2 separate regions of the Homo sapiens genome follow, and region 2 is linked to region 1. The links are chromatin loops, found by intact Hi-C in ENCODE. Cell type or tissue: left ventricle myocardium inferior. All regions are shown on one strand. Each heading gives the region's core, and the rest is flanking DNA. Links, peaks and the distances in the headings are about the cores only.

Region 1 (2,918 bases), core at 231-2,730:
TGGAGATGGGGGTTTTTAGGATACAGCCAGGGCAGATCATGTGGTAGCTGGCTGTAAGAAAATATCCTTGAAATGTCCTCTTAAAAAAAGTCAGTCTTCAGACTTTCAGCTGCTTCAGAAGGATTACTTTGGGTGTAAATTTATATGCAGTTCCTCACACAGCCATAATCGTTTTCGGAAAGATCCTGCAAGACTTTCAAATACCCTTGTTCCTCCCGTGTTCTCACTGCTCACTTAGCAATTGGCCCTGAATCAGTCCAGTTATGGTGAACGAATTTTCAAACTTCTTTAAAGTCCAAAATCGATTTCCTGAGAATATTGAAGGGCACAGAACAAAGTTCAAACAACTCACAAATATTTATCCAGGCCTTGGTGTGCATTGCACTGGTTCGATGAAACAAGTTAAAAATAAAAGGCAACGAAAGACCTCCCAGGAGCCCTCAGAGGCTGAAGGCAATGACCCGTTTCTAGATGGAACCGCTAAAGTGCCCAAATCAAAGAGGAGCCCTGAAGAAACTACCGGGCAAGGTCTTGTATTTCCCTATCTGCTTCCAACTAACATTTTAGATCCCACATTTTATTTTTTTATATAGGAAAGGATTAATGGCCCACATGTATGCAATTTGACCCACTCACTTTCTTACTTTGTCATGGAAAACACCACTAGAGAAGGCGTGCATATCTATTAGCCATCACTGATGTAATAAAAACATGTTAAACCACCATACCGTCAAACATGAACTCTCAGACACTCAAAGGAAAAGTGAGGAAATATCATTCACTTTTTGATAATGACATCCGAGAAAGCACGAAGCAAGTCTGGAAAAGGTTGCTAATTCTAAAGAATTCTGTTTCCTACTTTTGGGGAAAATCTAAGTATTTATCACGTTAAGTATTTTTCATTGGGTCCAGTTTAATTCCTACTGCAAACACGAACAGAAGGAGGAAAGAAAGAGCGGAAGGAGCAGCAGGGGATCTTCGGGTGTACCTGGCTCTCTGAAAAATTGTAGCAGGAATACCCTTTTATCTTATGTTCCATTTATTTATTGCTACATTACAAAGCGCCCCAAAACTTAGTGGCTTCAAATAACAGTCATTTATTTTGTTCCTAAGTCTGCATTTGGTCAGGGCTCAGCAGGGGAGGCTGGCCTCTGATCAGCGCAGTTTTGTCAGGGGCAGCTCAACTGCTGGCCAGAGGATTCATTTCTAAGATAGTTCACTCACTTTGCTGGTGAGTTGGTTTTGGCTTTGGCTGCCCACTGGGACCTCTGCCAGGGGCCGGGGCTGGGGACTTTGGTTCTCCATGTGGCCTAAATTTCCACATAGTATGGTGGCTGGGTTCCATGGGTGAAATCCCCAGAGAGAGAGAGAGAGAGAGAGGCTGGTGGAAACTATGTTGATTTTTATGACCTGCTCAGAGGTCACTTCTGCTGCATACAAAGTTTAAGGAGAAAGAACGTAAAAATCCATCTTTTAATGGAGGAGAGGAAAAATTCTGAAAAAGCACAAGAGATGGAAAATATTGTTGCAGTTGTTCTTGGAAAGTACAATGTGCCACATCTTGGTTGCGTGAATGTTGTTTCAATGTGGGACTGTGAGAGTAATAGTGAGTACCCACGGAGATAGATATGAAAGTGTTTAGCCATACTAATTTCTTGGTTCAATCTTGAAAACATTCAACAACTGCTATAATTGTTCCTTTATTCCTATTTTTTTCATCTGTTTCTAACGTTAACAGTAGAGTAATGCCGTCAAAACACTCTTTAAAGGCCGGGTGCGGTGGCTTACGCCTGTATTTCCAGCATTTTGGGAGGCTGAGGCGGGTGGATCACGAGGTCAAGAGATCGAGACCATCCTGGCCCACATGGTGAAACCCTGTCTCTACTAAAAATACAAAAATTAGCTGGGCGTGGTGGCGCACGCCTGTAGTCCCAGCTACTCCGGAGGCTAAGGCAGGAGAATCGCTTGAACCCGGGAGGCAGAGGTTGCAGTGAGCCGAGATCATGCCACTGCACTCCAGCCTGGTGACAGAGCGAGACTCCAGCTCAAACAAAGAAACAAAAAAATTTTTAGATTGACCCATAAAATAAAACAGTTTTTATAAAAGAATATTAATTTTTTTATTTTGTCAGAGAAAACATTATATTTGAGATTGAGTCGCCCAAGTTATTGAGTGTAGCTATGGTATACATTATTTTCATGCAAAATATAGTGTTTCATGTATTACATTATAGTAGGTAATCTTACATTGGTAGAATTTGGGTTTTTCCCCCTAATTTTGACTATTTTGAACAATACTGCTAAGAATACTTTTGTGCATGTATTCTAATGCTCATGTGTACACGTTTCCCGGTGGTTTGCAGAGGAGTGGAATAAGCATAGTTTGTGTAGAACCTCAATTTCAGACAATTAAAATCGTTTTTGAAGTGGATATTCCAACTTATATTCCCACTAATGATATTTAACTTTTCATACTCTCCCAAATTTTTTATAAACACTTGTTTTGTTTACACTTTTTAGTTTTCACCTATCTAGTAGATGTGAAATGGTAGTTTATTTTGATTCTAATTTCCATTATTCTGATTCCTAATGAGGTTGGATCCTTTTCTTGTGTTCATTGGCCATAAGATATTTTATTTTGTGAAGAGCCTGTTCAAATCTGTTGTCAAGTTTCAGTTGTGTTACTTCTATTTTTTTGTATTGATATCAGAGGTGCTTGGACACTCTAAATACTAGTCCTCTATTGAGTATATGCATTAAAAATATCAGTACAATGCTTTTCAAACTTTGTTCCTCAGGGAAGGACCAGGCTACATTTGGAGGCAGGATGTACACTGCACAGCTCTACAGGGTATCAGTCAGAAAGATAATGATACAAATGGCCATGCCCAACCTGTATAACCCTACATGGAGTTCTA
Region 2 (2,918 bases), core at 322-2,821, 98 kb after region 1:
TCACTCAAAGGTAAATGGATGCTTAAAAACTGCATTTGCACATCCTGGGATTCAGTTCTGTGAATATTTTGAGACTTGTTTTTTTTGCCGGCTGTAACCAAGACTTACTATACCAATCTTAATTTATTAAAAAAAAAACCCCAATAACAACAAATACCTTAGGTTAAGAAACAGGTAACTGGATTAAGGCTGAGCACATAATCCCTGCTAACCTTGTGGTATGGTAGAAAAAGCACTGAGCTTGAAGTTGGCAGACACAGGGATACATATGGTCTTAGCCTTCATGTATCATTCAACAAATATTGACCAAGAACCTGTAAAAGGTTATTGATCACAGATTCTGTACCCAATAGTCTATGAGACACAAATAAAAGATACAATTGCTGCCTTCAGAGTGCACATGAACTTACTAAGAACACAGACAGGAAAACCAAGGATCATACCACAATGTAATGAACGTAAGAGAGAGCTGCTTAGCTTACCTTGCCTCTCCTATTTTATTACAATTTCTTTTTGGGGGGAATCACCTCTCCTCCTTTGTGTGAATTTAAGTGGGATGATAATTTCTAGTGACCAATGCTCACTAGACAAACTGAAAAGAGTGATCTTCCTCTCCCACCCTAGCACAGTCACAGGCTAGTTCAGACTAGTCATGAGACCCAAGGTTGGCCGATGAGACCCTCTTTTAGGATGTTGATACTAGGATGGAGAGAGTATATTCAGGGCATTCTGAACTGAAGTGAGGTAGAAACATCCAGTCCTGATGCTTTCAAATATAAGACAATTATACCCTCTGGTTCTTGGTTTTAACTCCCCTAAATCTTGGGCATTTGCAAGCTTGTTCCTCTATCTGCTATTGAGCCGCTGATACATTATACTTCCAACAAGTTCTCTTTTGGATTATTGGTTCTGGTTCTTGGCTTTAACTCCCCTAAATCTTGGGCATTTGCAAGCTTGTTCCTCTATCTGCTATTGAGCTGCTGATACATTATACTTCCAACAAGTTCTCTTTTGGATTATTTTGATTCAGTTCCTAATGCTTTCAGCCAGGGATCATGAAAGAGTATCATAATCTAGAGTTGGGGTGAAGGGAATAGTAGCTGTGGCAAGAGGGCAGCTTGGAGGAGGTAATGCCTGAGCAGTATCTTTAGGGACAAGAAGGGATTTACAAAGTAAGGAAGTGGGGGAAGGGAATTAGAGGTAGAGGAAATACCACATGCAAAGGTTTGGAGGTTAGAGCAGCTAGGGGTCGGTGTCACTCAGAGGAAATGCAAGTAGCTTTGGCGGTTGCTTTGTAGTTGTATATGTGTGCACATGTATGAGTGAGACAGAATTCGGAGAGCTGATGCCTGATAGGCCTCTAAAGAATATGTGGTAATCAGCTCTTTCCTCTATTAGCATAAACTATGCCTTAGTAATTGGGATGGTATCTAACCTGGCGTGGCTTCGAAAAGAGGCTTAGTAAATGTGTAGTGAAAAGATGTGACTGTTGAATTCAGTTCCTCTGAAATACTTTCTCCAAGATTTTTGGAGTTGGAAGGACTTTGTCAGGTCACCTGTGTCCTGGGTGCCAAAAATCTATGTCTTTTCTGGAGACTGTCCCTCAAAACTGTTAATTCTATTCCCTAGTTTAGGCAATATTGCACAGGGAACATTCCAGGCAGTTGGAAACTTTTCCTGTTTACATACCTCTGGAGAAGGAGGGACCAAGCATCATTCCTGTTGGACCCTTCAGTTTGTAGCAATGTTTTCTGCCAAGTAAGTTCCTCTTTATCTAACCGAAGTCATCTATGCTGCAACTTGCCTCATTTCCTGTTGCTCTCCCCTTAGAGGGTATGAACAGCATGGGCTTGTCACCCTCCTTGGTAATAACAACCTTTCATATGCTTGACGTTGATTACTAAATTGCCTTTAGCTTTCTCTTCCAGTTTTCTTAGTCTGTTTTTCAGCCTTTAATCATCTCTGTGGGTCTCTTCTCAACCACGTCCAAGTGCACAAAGTGCCTCTTAAAGCAATTTTCAGTTTCAAAACAAAACACCAAACTTCTAGGCTTGTTCCAACTGGCAAAATGAAATGACTTTCTAAGAAAAAAATATGAAAAAAAAAGATATTTCAGGGGTTCCTGGAATGTGAAATTATACTCTAACCAATTAAAGCAGGAATAAATCTTTTGATATTGGTCTTTTCAAGCTGATTTAGTTTTAAGTGAGGTTCTTGTCAAAAGAGTCCCTAAAAGAATTAGGAAAGATCAACATAATAAATGTTTATAGAGCACCCACTATGTGCCAGGCATTTGGCATGGTACTAAGAACTCATAGGTAAACACGACTTGATTCCTACTATCAAAGAGCTCATGGTCTAGGAGTTAAGGCAGAAATAAACAAAAGCCATTCAGTGTGATAGATACAATGGCAAATAAGAGAAAGAGGAAAAGTGGGGGCAGAAAGGAAGAAGGTGGCAAGTCTAGCTGGTGAGGTCAGGCTTGAGCAGATTCTTGAAAGAGGACTAAGAGGTTTTCAGTTTTGGAAGGTAGGTGAGGAAGGATGTTCCTTTTCTGGGCAGAGAGAGCAGCATGATAAGAGGTATGAAGACACGAAACAGCATGATGTATTTGGTGATTAGCTTAGGATGCCATAAGCATGTGGCAAGAGATGAGGATGAGATCACAGAGGGCTTCATGGACTACTCAGAGGAGTTTGGATTTTATGTGGCAATGGGAGCCATTAAGTGTTTGTGAGCAATGTAGTAATTTAGGAGAACTAGCTGCCTAGAAGAATCACTGGGCTAAGCAGAGCATATCAGAAGGAAATGGGGCTGAAGTATGGTTGTCCTGGAGACTGACACAAGAGCTAAGAGGTGGTGTGATTGACAGATGAGAAATGATGTAGACTGGGTGACCTGTGGCTCGGAGGAGATGC

The links. A loop is a pair of places that touch in the nucleus more often than their neighbours do. Peaks named below come from ENCODE experiments on the same cell type or tissue, not always from the same donor. Only the 100,000 strongest peaks of a DNase experiment are listed, where the experiment ranks them.
Region 2: a loop joins it to region 1, with 2.0 times the contacts of the local background. A loop is called at or near these places in 26 of 110 quality-filtered maps.

What each region holds. Positions count from the first base shown.
Region 1 is chr12:89,341,672-89,344,589 of GRCh38, reverse strand. No RefSeq gene overlaps it. Among named protein-coding and RNA genes, the nearest start is that of DUSP6, 9.4 kb to the left of the region's middle. In left ventricle myocardium inferior, for the core only: no CTCF peak of the experiment used is centred there; a DNase peak (open chromatin) is centred at 1,239; H3K27ac peaks cover 1,222 bases.
Region 2 is chr12:89,243,644-89,246,561 of GRCh38, reverse strand. No RefSeq gene overlaps it. Among named protein-coding and RNA genes, the nearest start is that of DUSP6, 110 kb to the left of the region's middle. In left ventricle myocardium inferior, for the core only: no CTCF peak of the experiment used is centred there; no DNase peak of the experiment used is centred there.